Regions from separate parts of the Mus musculus genome. Here all the other regions are linked to region 1. A link is a loop called in an ENCODE intact Hi-C map of the cell type or tissue named here. Cell type or tissue: heart. All regions are shown on one strand. Region 1 holds the start of Zfp85 (zinc finger protein 85). Region 2 holds the start of Zfp58 (zinc finger protein 58). Region 3 holds the start of Zfp273 (zinc finger protein 273).

Evidence for each region. Peaks named below come from ENCODE experiments on the same cell type or tissue, not always from the same donor. Only the 100,000 strongest peaks of a DNase experiment are listed, where the experiment ranks them.
Region 2: it touches region 1 in a loop (4-fold over the local background); 2 of 42 quality-filtered maps call a loop at or near these places.
Region 3: it touches region 1 in a loop (2.7-fold over the local background); 14 of 42 quality-filtered maps call a loop at or near these places.

The regions. Positions count from the first base shown.
Region 1 is chr13:67,752,783-67,757,782 of GRCm38, forward strand. Zfp85 (zinc finger protein 85) reads right to left here and starts at 2,420. Exons shown (of 4, transcript NM_001001130.3): 1 at 2,281-2,420. The coding sequence starts at 2,286. It overlaps Zfp85os (zinc finger protein 85, opposite strand), which reads left to right. Exons shown (of 3, transcript NR_027969.1): 2 at 206-412; 3 at 1,797-4,056. In heart, no CTCF peak of the experiment used is centred here; a DNase peak (open chromatin) is centred at 2,249; H3K4me3 peaks cover 1,476 bases; H3K27ac peaks cover 965 bases.
Region 2 is chr13:67,498,091-67,503,090 of GRCm38, forward strand. It overlaps Zfp58 (zinc finger protein 58), which reads right to left and starts at 2,432. Exons shown (of 4, transcript NM_001007575.2): 1 at 2,281-2,432. In heart, no CTCF peak of the experiment used is centred here; a DNase peak (open chromatin) is centred at 2,461; H3K4me3 peaks cover 1,517 bases; H3K27ac peaks cover 827 bases.
Region 3 is chr13:67,812,035-67,817,034 of GRCm38, forward strand. Zfp273 (zinc finger protein 273) reads left to right here and starts at 1,782. Exons shown (of 4, transcript NM_198322.3): 1 at 1,782-1,862. The coding sequence starts at 1,857. All of the region lies in intron 2 of 4930525G20Rik (RIKEN cDNA 4930525G20 gene), which reads right to left. In heart, no CTCF peak of the experiment used is centred here; a DNase peak (open chromatin) is centred at 2,017; H3K4me3 peaks cover 1,138 bases; H3K27ac peaks cover 885 bases.

The sequences.
Region 1 (5,000 bases):
GTGTCATACTCCTACCTGACTCCATTGTGCACACGCTGGCCAATACTTCCTGTGCCTCTCTCCCTCAGATCACTGGCCCATTGGAGACACCTGTGTTATTTCCAAATTCTGTGAGATTTATTTCTTTGGAGTCTCTCTATGGCTAAGATCATCTTTTACTTGCCTTTCCAGGTCTGAAGTAATAATCCCATTCATATTGTCACAGACAATCCCCCCTGTTCTGAGGCTCAACTGGACTACGCTGCACATAAGTGCATATACATGTGAACCAATGTAGCGCCTCTACTTTCCTTGCTTTGCAAGACCTTCTGCAGCCTGTCAAAAGATTTCCTGATGATGACGGCACAATGCAAAGTCACGGGTGTTCCCTGAGCAGTCTGCAGCAGTTCTTTCTAGCTCCAAATTTTCAGATGTGAGTAATATAGCATGAAGTAACCATGGAAATCAGGGAAGTATAAAGGGAGCATGTGGGGAGGGGCATGAGAAATGCGTAGCAGGACACAGGTGATCTGAAGTGGGAAAGGGAAAACCTACGGGGAAGGGGGGTCAACTGGGAAAATGGTGGGAGGTCAACACAGATGGAGAAAGGGTAGAATAAACCTGGAGGGGGTTTCAATTGGCAAGAAGAAAGGAGGTCCATACAGATGGAGAGGAAGGGCGAGATAAGGAAAACGAATACCAAACCTCATGAAATCATATTATTTTATACTTACTGAAACTTATACACTATATATTATATGCAAACTTAGACAAAAACCACAAGAGCTCTCAACCCCAGAGCTAACTCTCTAGGCCTCGTGATGTTTAACTTTTTAAGTCATTTATTTTTATTTTTGTGCATATGTTGTTGCCATCTTGTATGATGGTGCACCACATGGTTACCCTGGAGACCAGAAGATGTTATTGGTTCCCTGGAACTGCAGTTATAGACAATTATGAACCACTGTGTGCCTGGTGGGGGCTGAACAATGTTCCTTTGCTAGAGAAACAAGTGCCTCTATTTAAAAAATAAATTATTTTTGATAATCTTAGGTAGCACACGTAACCTTAAATTTGACATTTTCTTTTAAATAGGTCTGTTTGATAAATATATTAAATATAAATGTGTATATGTATATATTAAATGCATGCATGTGTGACCTGTGATATAAGCATTTTGCTGTATCACCTCTACCTTCTAAGAAACGGGATCTAAGGTACAAGAAAATGTACTTTTCACACCATAAAATGTAAAATGACATGTTCTTAGTTTCCTGAACATTAATGGCATTGACTAGAAAGTGTCCATATTATTGTAATTATAGTTAGATAATACATAGAAAATACTGGTATTATGATAATGTAGTTTAAAGCCCATGCTTCTTAGGTATAGATTTGAATGCTGTAAGTCAGTCTCCAGCACACAAATCAATTTGACTGAAGTGTGGCAAAAACAGCACAAAGGACAGAGTGAGCAAAGGCTGTATACAAAGCACGGGGTGAGCAGCTGGCTGTATACAAATGCCATGGGGAGCAGACTGTTGTATACAATCACAAGACCTTTAGTGAGCCACATTTCTTCAACCCCATCTCTCAATCTTTCCACACAATACAAATACCTGGGCAACTTATCTCTCCTTTCACAAAAGGAGTCCAAATTTCTGACATCGCAGTCTCTGGTGCAATTGTATGTGGTAATATTCTCTAGTATTTTCCACTCTGCAGTGTTGTAGGATCAGTGATAGCTGGGAAGGTACAAAGCTCAGAGTGCCCCCTCGATGAGAATTTTTTTTTTTTTTTTTTTTTGCCTCATACAGGTGTGTGAATGTGAGGGTTCTGTCACAGTGGGTAAAGGAGTGATTCCTATCCAAAGTGAGCCGCCCTGAAAACAATTTATCACAAAGAAAACGGGACGAACATCCCATACACCAAACTCCCCCGCCAGAACTCACTGTCCTGGAAACTATGAGCCACACGAACTCAAAACAAGAGTCCTGGGCCTGTCATAGAATATGGGAGGGCTCAGAAAAACCCACTTGCTCTAGATTTCCTGAGGGATCTGACAACAGCAATGTGAAAGCTAGTAACAGCAAGCTTCCCCAGCCAAGGTGCTGTGTGAGCTTTCATCACAGCCTGTCTCTGGCATGGTCAGCCAAGCCACCCCTAAGCCTAGATCTGCACTGCACATCCAAATGGGCTTCTCTCCGCCTCCTGCCCAGCCCTCCCCCGCTCCCTGCACGCCGGACCCGCCTACCCGCAGAGTTCCTGGATTTGCAAGTCTAGGCTGCACCCGGGACCAACCTTCATGTTAAGCGCGAAGAACAAGCCACACTGTCCCAACTTTGAGAACACCGCAGAGTTTGGAGAATCACAAACGTAAAAAGAACCCGGAAGCACAGAGAGCAGAGTCCTGTCTAGCGGGGTCATACAGAAAGAGAGAGAGAGACTACATTTCCCAGAAGTCTACGCGAAGGACTACCCGGAACCAAAGAAGGCAAAGAATTTAAAGCGCATGGATTGTATGTAACTGGAATTAGGCTGCTTTTAAAAATCCCAAATTTACAAAGGGCATTTTGAGAATATGAGTCCAGCCTTTAACGGTAATATGTATTAGATTTACTTCTTACTCTGATCAATGCTGTGACTTAAAAAGCTCAGGGGTTCCTAGAATCTTATGGGGGGCAGAAAAAAAATCACATTGAGTCAATTTTACTTTAAAATAACGGAGCAAGAAGCTACTTTAGGGCACACCACAAACTCTTTAGGATAGTTTTTGAAACCAAGTTTCCTGGAAATATTCTGAAATCTCAGCTACTCTGGGGTTTGAGACAGAAGAATCACAAGTCTATGTCCCAAATTACACAGTACCAAAAGAGATGGGGGCTACTCACTGGTGAAGCACTTGCCTGGAGTGAAGGAGGCCTTGGTTTAATACCCATTATGACACTAAATCAAAGAGGAAAAAAAAATAACCGAACAGATTTGATGTGTACACTGAAATCCACGGTTTGGGGCGTGGACTAGGGAACACAGATGTCTCTTACCTATAAGTCCCAGAAACCCTTTGAGATTTTCATCTGTCCTTAGTCCCCTTGTCCACACGTTCCTCCGATATCCGTGTAAACAATTTAACATTTGAGAGAGCTTCACCAGATTCTCTTTCACAATCTCATACAACTATTCACCACCAAATGTTCTTCCTGGCTCCTCTCCCAGTTAGAGGAAAACTGGTCTTGGAATCAGTATGGTGTGTGAACTGACTCCTGACCCACTATCCAACACTCATCATAAGATTTCTCTCTGTATTACTTCGGATCTGCCCTATTCAACTTCCAGTCTCTTTCTGGACTCCTTACATTACTCCCATTCATGTGGAAGTACTTAAAGGTTCTTTTGTTTTGTTTTGTTTTTTGCTTGAAGTTCACTCTATTCCCTCATCTCATAACACAGGAATGAATCTTCCTTTAATACAAAGGTATCAGAAATATGTTCCTGATCATACAGAATGAACTCATTGCAAGAAAGGGGCTGGACTGACACCACGGAGTGATGGGACTCCCTATCTCGTGTGTATGTATTCCTGTACTGGTAACATCTGAGACCCAACGATAAACCCCACGAGAGGAAAGAGTTTGTTTTCGTGCCATGGTCACTGATTCACAATGAGATTACTTCTTGGATGAGAGAGTGGGAAGATCAGATTGTTCTTTTTTTGTTTCATCACCAGAAAGAAATTGTGCTGGGTTTTATATCAATTTGACACAAGCTAAAGTCATCAGAGGAGGAAGCCTCAGTGAGAAAAAGCCTCTATATGGTTGGGCTGTGGGCAAGCCTGTAGGGCATTTCATCTTCACAATAAGTAATAGATGTAGGAGGGCCTAGGATGTTGTGGGTGGTGCCAACCTTGGGCTGGGGTCCTGGGTTCTCTAAGAATCAGGCTGAGTAAGCAACACCTCTCCATGGCCTTGCATCTGCTCCTGCTTCCAGATTCCTGCCCTGTTTGAGGTTCTGTCTTGGCTTTCTCCAATGGACAGTAGTCCAGGATATGTAAACCAAATAAACCCTCTTGTCCCCGTGATTGCTATTCTTGACACTTGACTACTTTCTGGAATTAACTGGATTCCGGAAATGGAGGATACCCTGTGAGGGATTTTTCTGCTTGGTTTGAAGTCAGTGGTTTCGCTTCTAGTCCAGTCTTTTGAGATAGGGAGGCACATGACTTTGATCCCAACCTTGAGCTGGGAAGATACACCTTTCATCTGGACCACACCGTCTTCTCAAATCCTATAAAACAATGAGTTTTAACCTGTGGGTTATGTCCCCCTTCAGGGTCGAACAATCCTTTCACAAGAGGGGAGATGACTGGGGTGGGACTCGGTTAAAGCAGGACAGAATCCATCCCGCTCCTATGTGAAGATGAGGTAGGTCCAAGTGATTCTTGGGACTGTAGATGCTGGATCCCTTCAGACACTGATGGTCCTGGAATGGTTCAATGTGGGGACTATAAGACAGGGGAATCTACTCCTCCCCCACAGGGCCCAGAACAGAGAGAGTCTAGGAATCTTTCTTAGGATTTTATTCAGCCTCTGAGTCATTGACTGGATAACTAAACAGAGGAGCCTTGCTTAAAAACACAGAATTTCAGCTAAGGAGGAGGGAGACCCAGCAGTCCAAACAGTCTGGTGTCTCCTGTGCTGGCTAGTCTTACGTTAACTCAAAAGGAAGGGACCTTGAGAAAATGTCTCCATAAGATCCAGCTGCAGAGCATTGTTTTAGTGATTAACTCTGAGGGTGTATCCTTATAGATGCTGTCATCCCTGGGCTAGTGGTCCCATGTTCTATATGAAAACAGGCTGAGTAAGCCATGCTGAGCAAGCCAGTCAGGAGCACTCCTCCATGGCTTCTGCATCTACTCCAACCTTGAGGTTCCTATCCTGACTCCTTTGATCATGAACAGTGATATGGAATTTTTAGCCAAATAAACCCTTTCTTCCCCAACTTGCTTTTGGACATAGTGCTTC
Region 2 (5,000 bases), 250 kb before region 1:
CTTATGTGGATACCACAAAGAAATGAGCAACAGGATGTAGGGTTTAAGGAGATGGCCAGCCCATCTGGACACACACTTTACACCTCAATGTATGTCATTGCATTTGAAAACAATTTTGAATGAACCCAATGACTGCAACTTTTAAAGCCCCATAAGACAGAGTAATGAAAATCTGTGTTTCTCAAGTTTATCTCATGCATACGTATTTGGTTTCTATTCAATTCTGTCCAAATAACATCTGTAATTTTTCTCAATGGCCTCTGACATCATCACTTAGACGACCAAGACCTGGACGCCATTATCCAGCATACTTCCCCTTCCGAGTTTCCAAGAATGGCCTGTGTTACACAGCAAGGTTAGTAGCAAGCAAACCAGTAATGCCACTTGTCAAGCCGTCACTTGCACATGTTAGCATACACCAAAAAGATTCTAGAAGAACCAGGTGGGACTGGACACTACAGGGCACTAACGTCCCAACGGAAGGTTCCCAATGGAACCTACTTTCCCAAGAGGAAGGAATGACATGTTGTTTTACTGGTTGTCTTAGTCAGGGTTTCTATTCCTGGACAAAACATCATGACCAAGAAGCAAGTTGGGGAGGAAGGGTTTATTCAGCTTACACTTCCACACTGCTGTTCATCACCAAAGGAAGTCAGGACTGGAACTCAAGCAGGTCAGGAAGCAGGAGCTGATGCAGAGGCCATGGGGGGACTTTTTTTTTTTTACTGGCTTGCCTCCCCTGGCATGCTCAGCCTGCTCTCTCATAGAACCAAGACTACCAGCCTAGAGATGGCACCACCCACAAGGGACCCTCCCCCCTTGATCACTAACTCGGAAGGGGAAGTATGCTGGATAATGGCGTCCAGGTCTTGGTCGTCTAAGTGATGATGTCAGAGGCCATTGAGAAAAATTACAGATGTTATTTGGACAGAATTGAATAGAAACCAAATACGTATGCATGAGATAAACTTGAGAAACACAGATTTTCATTACTCTGTCTTATGGGGCTTTAAAAGTTGCAGTCATTGAGAAAATGCCTTATAACTGGATCTTGTGGAGGCATTTCCCCAACTGAAGCTCCTTTCTCTGTGATAACTCCAGCCTGTGTCAAGTTGACACAAAACTAGCCAGTACACTGGTTGATGCCACATGTAAATCTGGCTCTCATTCCCCACGTGAGGAGCAGGAGCAGGGTTTCTGTTTTGGCTAACTAGAGATGCATTCTACACACTTTGATGTGCAGTGTAAGGAAGGAGAAGCCATGCAAGAGGCAGAAAAGCAAGGGAGGGGTGTAAACCACTGTGGCTGCTTCAGACAAGGAGAATTCCAGAATGGGAATGAGGTCCGTTTACCTTAAATTACATAAATGCATAACGTTCTTTAAGTTCTCCCTCACCCTGCTGACCTCACACAAACGCTTAGCAGCCTAAAACAAGGTGAGCTTTCCCCCCACTGCTCCGGGGGTCCCTGCTAATGGACTGGCTCAAGTTCAAGACCAGATCGAAGAATGTTTGTACAACAGTTGTGGGCCAAGTAGACATCCTGTCTTTCTTGAAAAGTAATCAACCAAAACTTAGGGATGGAACCCTTCAAAGGCTTAAGAAACGCCAGCCCTGAAGGTGAAGCGGGACATCAGCTTCCCCACCCCTCACTCTGCCTGCCAGTGGTTGCTTCTCTCCATGTGCCCACCGCACCTGTTTTCCCTCAGCCCTAGTCAAAGCTTTTCTTTATCAGGTGATTCTGGTAGATTTGTCCACGGTGCCCCAGAATTTCCCAGCTACGACCTGTTGTGTCTCTGATTTTTTTCTTACCCGTTTAATTCACCGACTGGCCGAGAAAAACGATGACAATCCTTGATCATACCGGCGTGCTGTGAAACGCTCGAGAGGCAGAAAACCCACCTATTTTAGATGAACTGAGAAAACCTCAAGATTCATCTGAGAGTGAGGTTCAGCTAGTAACAAAGTCTCCCCAGCCAAGCGGGAAAGTGAGCTCTCAGCACCGCCTGAGATGCAAGTTCGTCAGCTGACCCACCAAGCCTGATCTTTACACCATACCCCACTCCCGTGCAACCATCCTGCACTCCTGTCCCAGAAGCCCACGGTAGACTCGCGTTGTGCTCAGAGTTCTGACAAACATCAATCAGGGCACCGTCAGACACGCCCTCTCCCCAGCCCTGACCAGTATCTTTATGGACCAGAATGTAAGGACAGCGCAGGTCAGTTTCTCCCGACCTCCCACCCATCGCTGCTCTACTCGCTGCCAGATGGATCCCCGCACCTCGAACAATGCCTCAGGCTGCGCTGCTCCCTGGACCAACCTCTACGTCAGCGATGCAACTCGAGAGCTGAGCAGGACAGCACTCTCACCCAACTTTGGAGAAACAGCACACTTTCAGACTCAATTAAATACTGTTTCCGGAGCAGGTCCCTGTGACGACACAGTGGCCAGACTACAATTCCCACAAGTCTGTGCGAAGAATTTCCCGGAAATCAGCTAGGGCTGTTCCTGGATTTGTCACTGGCAACCCACAGGAGTGTATGAGAGAAAGAAGCCTACTATGCTTGACAGCCATTGGGAAGTCAGGCTGGTTTTCATCTCCAGATCCACAACATGAGATATATGAATATGAGTCGAGCCTTTGACAGAAATATTAGGGTTTCAGGTCCTTTCCTGTCCATGTGTTGTGATTTTAATCTTACTACTCCTTGAAAAAAAAAATCAGCACGACGAAGCAATCACTAGTGTGGGAATAAAAAAATATCTTTTAAAGATGATTTTTCAAACCAGCATTGATGTGCCTTATTATGCTCTTAGCTGCCTGGTGGCTTATGGAAGAAGGACCCAGGATCCAAGGTTGGATTGGGCTATTTATAGAGACCTTATTTCTAAATAAGATGGATAGGGAGCTAGTTTAAGGTAAAAGCCTTTGGGTGTAATGGCTTTGGCTCAACACTATGCTACATAAATAATTCTTGTTCTTCTGTACTGATACCCGGTGTGAGTCATATATATATCAGATTCTACAACTGGTAAAACTATTCCTGTGAACATTGGAACCCATACAGTACAGGAAGTGGGCCAAGACCACACAGGTGGTTTTAATAATTGAACAAAGTTAAGTTCAGCTCTTGAGATGAAAGGAAAGACCATCCAGAGACTGCCCCACCTGGGGATCCATCCCATATACAACCACCAAACCCAGACACTATTGCATATGCCAGAAAGATTTTGCTGACAGGACCCTGATATAGCAATCTCTTGTGAGGCTATGCCAATGCCTGGCAAATACAGAAGTGGATGCTCCCAGTCATCTATTGGATAGACCACAGGGCACCTAATGAAGGAGCTAGAGAAAGTAGCCAAGGAGCTAAAGGGGTCTGCAACCCTATAGGAGGAACAACAATATGAACTAACAAGGATCCCCCACCCCAGAGCTGTGCAGGACCCTTCATTAATGTATCCTTTACAGGGAGGCACATGACCTGACTGTGTAGTTTTATCTAGCTCAGAATGGTAACTCCTTTAAAAGGTTGTTCAATGGACTGCATTATATGACGTTATACATAATCCAAATATTTCCCAAGTTCCTCTCTACAAAGCAGAGGTTTTCTATCCATGTATGCATATATGGAATGTTTCCTATTTACCTATGGAACTTGTGCCTTTTGGCTGTTGTACTGGCTGGTTTTGTGTCAACGTGACACAAGCTGGAGTTATCACAGAAAAAGGAGCTTCAGTTGAGGAAATGCCTCCATGAGACCCAGCTGTAAGGCATTTTCTCAATTAGTGATCAAGGAGGAAAGGCCCCTTGTGGGTGGTGGCATCCCTGAGCTGGTAGTCTTGGGTTCTATAAAAAAGCAAGATGAGCAAGCCAGGGGAAGCAAGCCAGTAAGGAACATCCCTCCATGGCCTCTGCATCAGCTCCTGCTTCCTGACCTGCTTGAGTTCCAGTCCTGACTTCTTTTGGTGATGAATAGCAATGTGGAAGTATAAGCTGAATAAACCCTTTCCTCCCCAACTTGCTTCTTGGTCATGATGTTTTGTCCAGGAATAGAAACCCTGACTAAGACAGCTGTCCACCTTCTGGACTACTTTGATGATTATTCTTTACTTGGTTCCAAGTCATCTGCCTATGCTTCACATGCTGATAATACTGAAAGTCTCTCTCTCTCTTGGACAAGATTAAATTGAGTTTTTATTTAGCAATGTCTAGCTTGTGAGCATTCTAATTCAAAGAAATAAAAAAGGCATCATAGAAGATCCAGCTCAGTTTTCTGCTCTACAGATGTAAGTGGTAGAGGGGAAATGCTTTTAAGCATGCCCCACTTGTTATCTTGTTCACACTACAAACTGTAAATATGCCACCTCATCACATACATCCTTGTAAATAGAGGCACCCTTCCTTTTCATTCTTCTAGTCTCTGTGTCAGTTTCCCTTTCTGTTGCTATCAAGAATACCCTGACCAAAAGCACCTTGGTCAACACCAAAGTGATTATTTGGCATACAGGTTATGGACCACATCAAGAGTGGATTCTTTTTTGTTTTTTGGTCAGCTTAATATAGGGTAGTTATCTGGGAAGAGGTACCTCTAATGAGAAAACACTTCTATCTAGATTCCTAGGGTATTTTCTTGATTAATGATTGATTCTTGATGTGTTAGTGGGAAGTAGGGCCTCACCCATGAAGGTGGTTCTGAGCAGTATCAGGAAGCAGGCTGAAGAAGCGAGTAAGTAGCATTCCTCCACAGCTTCTGCCTCCAGTTTCCTGTGCTGACTTCCCCGAGTGATGGGCTTCATCTGTGAGTGTAAGCTGAAATAAACCCTTTTCTCAAGTTGCTTTTTTGTTATCATGTTTTATAACAACAATAGAAGCCCCTAATGAATACAAACTATCATTGACAGAATTCAGGGTAGAAAGTCATATGGAAAAAACCTGGAAGTAAGGACAGAAGCAGAAAACATGAAAATATGGGGTTTACAGGCTATCCCCATTGGCT
Region 3 (5,000 bases), 59 kb after region 1:
CTGGTCTCACTAGCCAGCAAGGAGTGTGAGGGAGGTTCAGGTGGCATTTTGGGAGAGCAGACCTCTTGCCACACCACCTCCAGTAGGATCTGTGTTACAAGTTCCACAGACTAAGGCAATTGACCTCAAAAGGGGGAGGCCTCCTGGAACCAGTTGTTGAACTCTTCACCAGAGAAAAAATTTTGAGTCGTAGTTCTCATGTCAATCTATCTGTTTTGTTTTCTCTTATTCCTTTTCTTATTTATATGTTCCTGGTAGCCTAGGCCAAGATCTTAAGTGAGAATAATGGGTAAGAAATAATCCCTAGAGATTGGGCCACTAACATGACCTTAACCCCAGGGAAACCAACACTTTACTTTCTAAATCATTTACAAAATTATTATGATAAAAACTTTCCCAACAATAAAATTTCATATGGCTACACATGTGTCATCGGAGGTGGATTTTGGTATATGTTAAAGAAAGCCTTAATTAGGAAGAATTAAAGTAGTTTAAATTTATACACTGAAGATTATAAAAAATCAGGCACTAGATGTTAAATAATTCCATGGGGCTGGAAAGTTAGTTTAGCACTGATCATTAAAGATTTATTAACCTGCTCCTAGAAATATGCCACTAGCTTTGGACGGCAGCCCCCACTGGATACATCCTTTTAGAATTGTTATATTTTGATGATTTATGATGATGTTACCTGTTCTGTTTGCAATGCACTGAATACATGGTTTCAGAGTTGTAATGCTTGGATGATTTTTCTACTTTACTGTGCCAAATGATTTTTGTTGGTATCTGTGAATGTTTCATTTGGATGTAGTTTCTAAGAGATGTAATGTTTAGTTTTTTAATGTATAATATCTCCTGCTTGAGAGCTGCAGAATACACTCAGATTCAAACTGCCTATGTGTTTGTTTCTATTTGTCACTGTCAAAACCTTATCCACCTAGCTTCAAGGACCCTCATTCCAGGGACCCTCATACTTGACTGTGGTGCTCCGCGGCAATCTCTTATGATAGAAATCCTATGATGAGTGATGAATAGTGTGTCAAGAGTCAGTTCACTGGCCATATTGAGCCCAAGATCAGTTTTCCTCCCATTGAGAGTAGAGCCAGGAGCTGGAAGAACATCTGGTGGTGAATAGTTGTGTGAGATTGTGAAAGAGAATCCGGTAAAGCTCTGGCACAGCTCTCTCAAATATTAAATTGTTTACACGGATTAATTGAGGAACGTGTGGACAAGGGACTAAGGACAGAAGAAAATCTCAAAGGGTTTCTGGGGCTTATCGGTAAGAGATATCTGTGTTTCCTAGCCCATATCCGCCCCAAACTGTGGATTTCAGTGTACACACCAAAATTGTTCTGTTTTTTGTTTTTGTTCTCCTCTTTGATTTAGTGTCATAATGGATGTTAAACCTAGGCCTCCTTTACTCCAGGCAAGTGCTTCACCAGTGAGTAGCCCCCCATCTCTTTTGGTAGTGTGTAATTTGGGACATAGACTTGTGATTCTTCTGTCTCAAACCCCTGAGCTTTTTAAGACACAGCATTGATCAGAGTAAGAAGTAAACTTAATACACATTACTGTAAAAGGCTGCACTCATATTCGCAAATTGCCCTTTGTAAATTTGGGATTTTTAAAGGAGCCTAATTCCAGTTAAATACAATCCATGACCTATAAACCCTCTGACTTCTTTGGTTCAGGGCAGTCCTTCGCATAGACTTCTGGGAAATGTAGTTTCTCTCTGCATGACCCCGCTAGACAGGACTCTGCTCTCTGTGCTTCCGGGTTCATTTTGCATTTGTGATTCTCCAAACTCTGCGGCGTTCTCAAAGTTCGGACAGTGTGGCTTGTTCTTCGCGCTTAACATGGAGGTTGGTCCCGGGTGCAGCCTAGACTTGCAAACCTCATGAACTCTGAGGTTGGGCGGGTCCGGCGTGCAGGGAGCCGGTGAGGGCTGGGCGGGAGGCGGAGAGAAGCCCACTTGGATGTGCAATGCAGATCTAGGCTTGGCCAGAGTGCAGGGGTGGGGCGCACGCACGGTGCCAGGAGCGAATGCTCTGTTAGGACGGAGCGACTGCCAGAGTCAATCATGTGTTTCAGGGACCTGAGAGGTGGCCTGCTAGTGCAAGAATGGAGATCGGAAAGCTTGAATCCTGTCTAGTGACGTCATGATTAGAGGGACTGCATTTCCCACAAGTCTATGCGAAGATCTCCAAAAGAGCGCTATTGCCCAAGGCTTTTCAATACCTTTAGGCTACTTTTAAAATACCAGATTTAAAGAGGTTGTTGTAGGAATATGATTCCACCTTTCAATGTCACTGTGTATTGAGTTTACGTCTTACTTTGATCGATATGTTGTGACTTTAAAAGCTCAGGTGTACCTAGAATCGTATGGCAGGAGGGAAAATGCACATTGACACAATTTTACCTTATGATAATGGAGCAAGGAGCTACACTGAGACACACCACATGGCTAGAGCAGGGTGGCTTGGCTGATCGTGCGGAAGCAGGCTATGATGAGAGCGCACACAGCCCCTTGGCTGGGGAAGCTTGCTGTTACTAGCTTTCACATTGCTATTGTCAGATCCCTCAGGAAATCTAGAGCAAGTGGGTTTTTCTGAGCCCTCCCATATTCTATGACAGGCCCAGGACTCTGGTTTTGAGTTCGTGTGGCTCATAGTTTCCAGGACAGGGAGTTCTGCGGGGGAGTTTGGTGTATGGGATGTTCGTCCCGTTTTCTTTGTGATAAATTGTTAGTTTTCAGGGCGGCTCACTTTGGATAGGAATCACTCCTTTACCCACTGTGACAGAACCCTCACATTCACACACCTGTATGAGGCAAAAAAAAAACAAAAAACAAAAACAAAAACAAAAAAAACAAAAAACAAAAAACAAAAAAACAAAACCAAAACCAAAACCTCATAGAGGGGGCGCTCTGAGCTTTGTACCTTCCCAGCTATCACTGATCCTATAGTACAGACTGGAAAATACTAGAAGATATTAACTCATAAAATTGCACCAGAGACTGCGATGTAAGAAATTTGTTTTCTTGTGGAAAGATTGAGAGATGAAGTTGAAGAGCTGTGGCTCACTCATGGAACTGTGATTGTAAACAGCTGGCTGCTCATCCCGTCCTTTGTATACACGTGTCTCCTCACCCTGCCATTTGTGCTGTTTTTGCCACACCAGTCAAATTGATTTGTATGCTGGAGACTGACTTACAGCATTAAAATCTATACCTAAGAAGCATGGGTTTAAACTACATTATCGTAAATACTAGTATTTTCTATGTATTTTTTTAAGATGTATTTATTTTTATTATATGTAAGTACACTGTAGCTGTCTTCATACACTCCAGAAGAGAGAGTCAGATCTCATTATATATGGTTGTGAGCCACCATGTGGTTGCTGGGATTTGAACTTCGGACCATCGGAAGAGCAGTCAGGTACTCTTACCCACTGAGCCATCTCACCAGCCCTCTATGTATTATCTAACTATATTAAAATAATATGGACACATTCTAGTCAATGCCACTGTCATCATTTGTATATTCTTGGATCAGGGAGTGGCACCATTTGGAGGTGTGGCCTTGTTGGAATAGGTGTGACCTGGTTGGAGTAGGTGTGTCACTGTGGGTGTGGGCTTAAGACACTCACTCTAGTTGCCTGGAAGTCAGTCTTCCACCCGCAACCTTTGGATGAAGATGTAGAACTCTCAGCTCTGCCTGTGCCATGCCTGCCTGGATACTGCCATGCTCCCACCTTGATGATTATGAACTGAACCTCTGAACCTGTAGGCCAGCCCCAAGTAAATGTTGTTTTTATAAGACTTGCCTTGGTCATGGTGTCTGATCACAGCAGTAAAACCCTAAGACAGAAGTTGGTACCAGGAGTGGGGTATTGCTGTGATAGGCCTGACCATGCTTTTATTTAAAAGAATGTGGATTTTGGGACTTTGGATTTGGAACAGAGTGGATTGCTTTAAATGGGGCTTAATGGATCATTATGGTAGGAATATGGAAGACTTTGTTGCTGTGAGTAATTTGAACTGTGTTGACCTGGCCCAAGAGATTTCAAAGGAGAAGTATTTCAGTATGTGGCATAAAGACTGTTTTTGTGGTATTTTGGTGAAGAATGTGGCTACTTTTTGCCCTTGTCTGAAAAGTCTGCCTGAGGCTAAGGTGAAGAGACTTGGATTAATTGCATTAATTGCATTGACAAAGGAAGTTTCAAAAAAGTCCAGCAGAGACTTTGTTCTCTGGTTAAGTCTCACAAAGAGAAGTTTGAACAAGCATAGCAAACTTAGAAAGGAAAAATATAAAATATATGGTTCGAGTATTAAGGGGTACCAGGAAGTGAAATGGAGCAAAATCCTGTGTTCTAGGAAATAACAGATTAAGGGAGTGGGACTTTGGGGCAAGATCCTACCCAGCTAAATTTAGGTCCAGGCATGGTGGTACACACTTTTAATCCCAGGAGACAGGCACAATGATCTCTGCATTCAAGGTCAACCTACAGAACAAGATCCAGGATAGTCAAGTTTAGGCAGTGAAGGATTTGGGAAACAGAAAGCCAGTGACAATGTAATAGTACACGCAGGTCATGTTCTAGTTCCTGCAAGCAGCAGAACTCCCACAGCTTCAGCCATGTGGCTCTGCCTCTAGAGTTAAGAATGGAAGGAACTACTGGTTAGCTGGAGCTAAGAAATTAGCAGTGATTAAGAAGAGACCAGTATCACTGAGGTGAAATCTGGGAGCACAAAGCCGCTGTGTTCCAGAGATAGCCAAGGTTGTACCTCGTGCTGCGGCTGGGCTTGGTAATGTGTAAGAGTCACCCAGGTGGTACTGGTTTTGAAGGCATGAAGGTGTCATGAAGAACAACTGAGACTTGGCACTGTGAGAAGTCATGGAAGGCCATTGGAGAAGGTATAGCCTCAGCTGTAGTTGATGGCCCAGGACTGCAGGGGTCATGCAAAGGATTTGAGGCTTGGTACCATGAAGAGAGCCTAT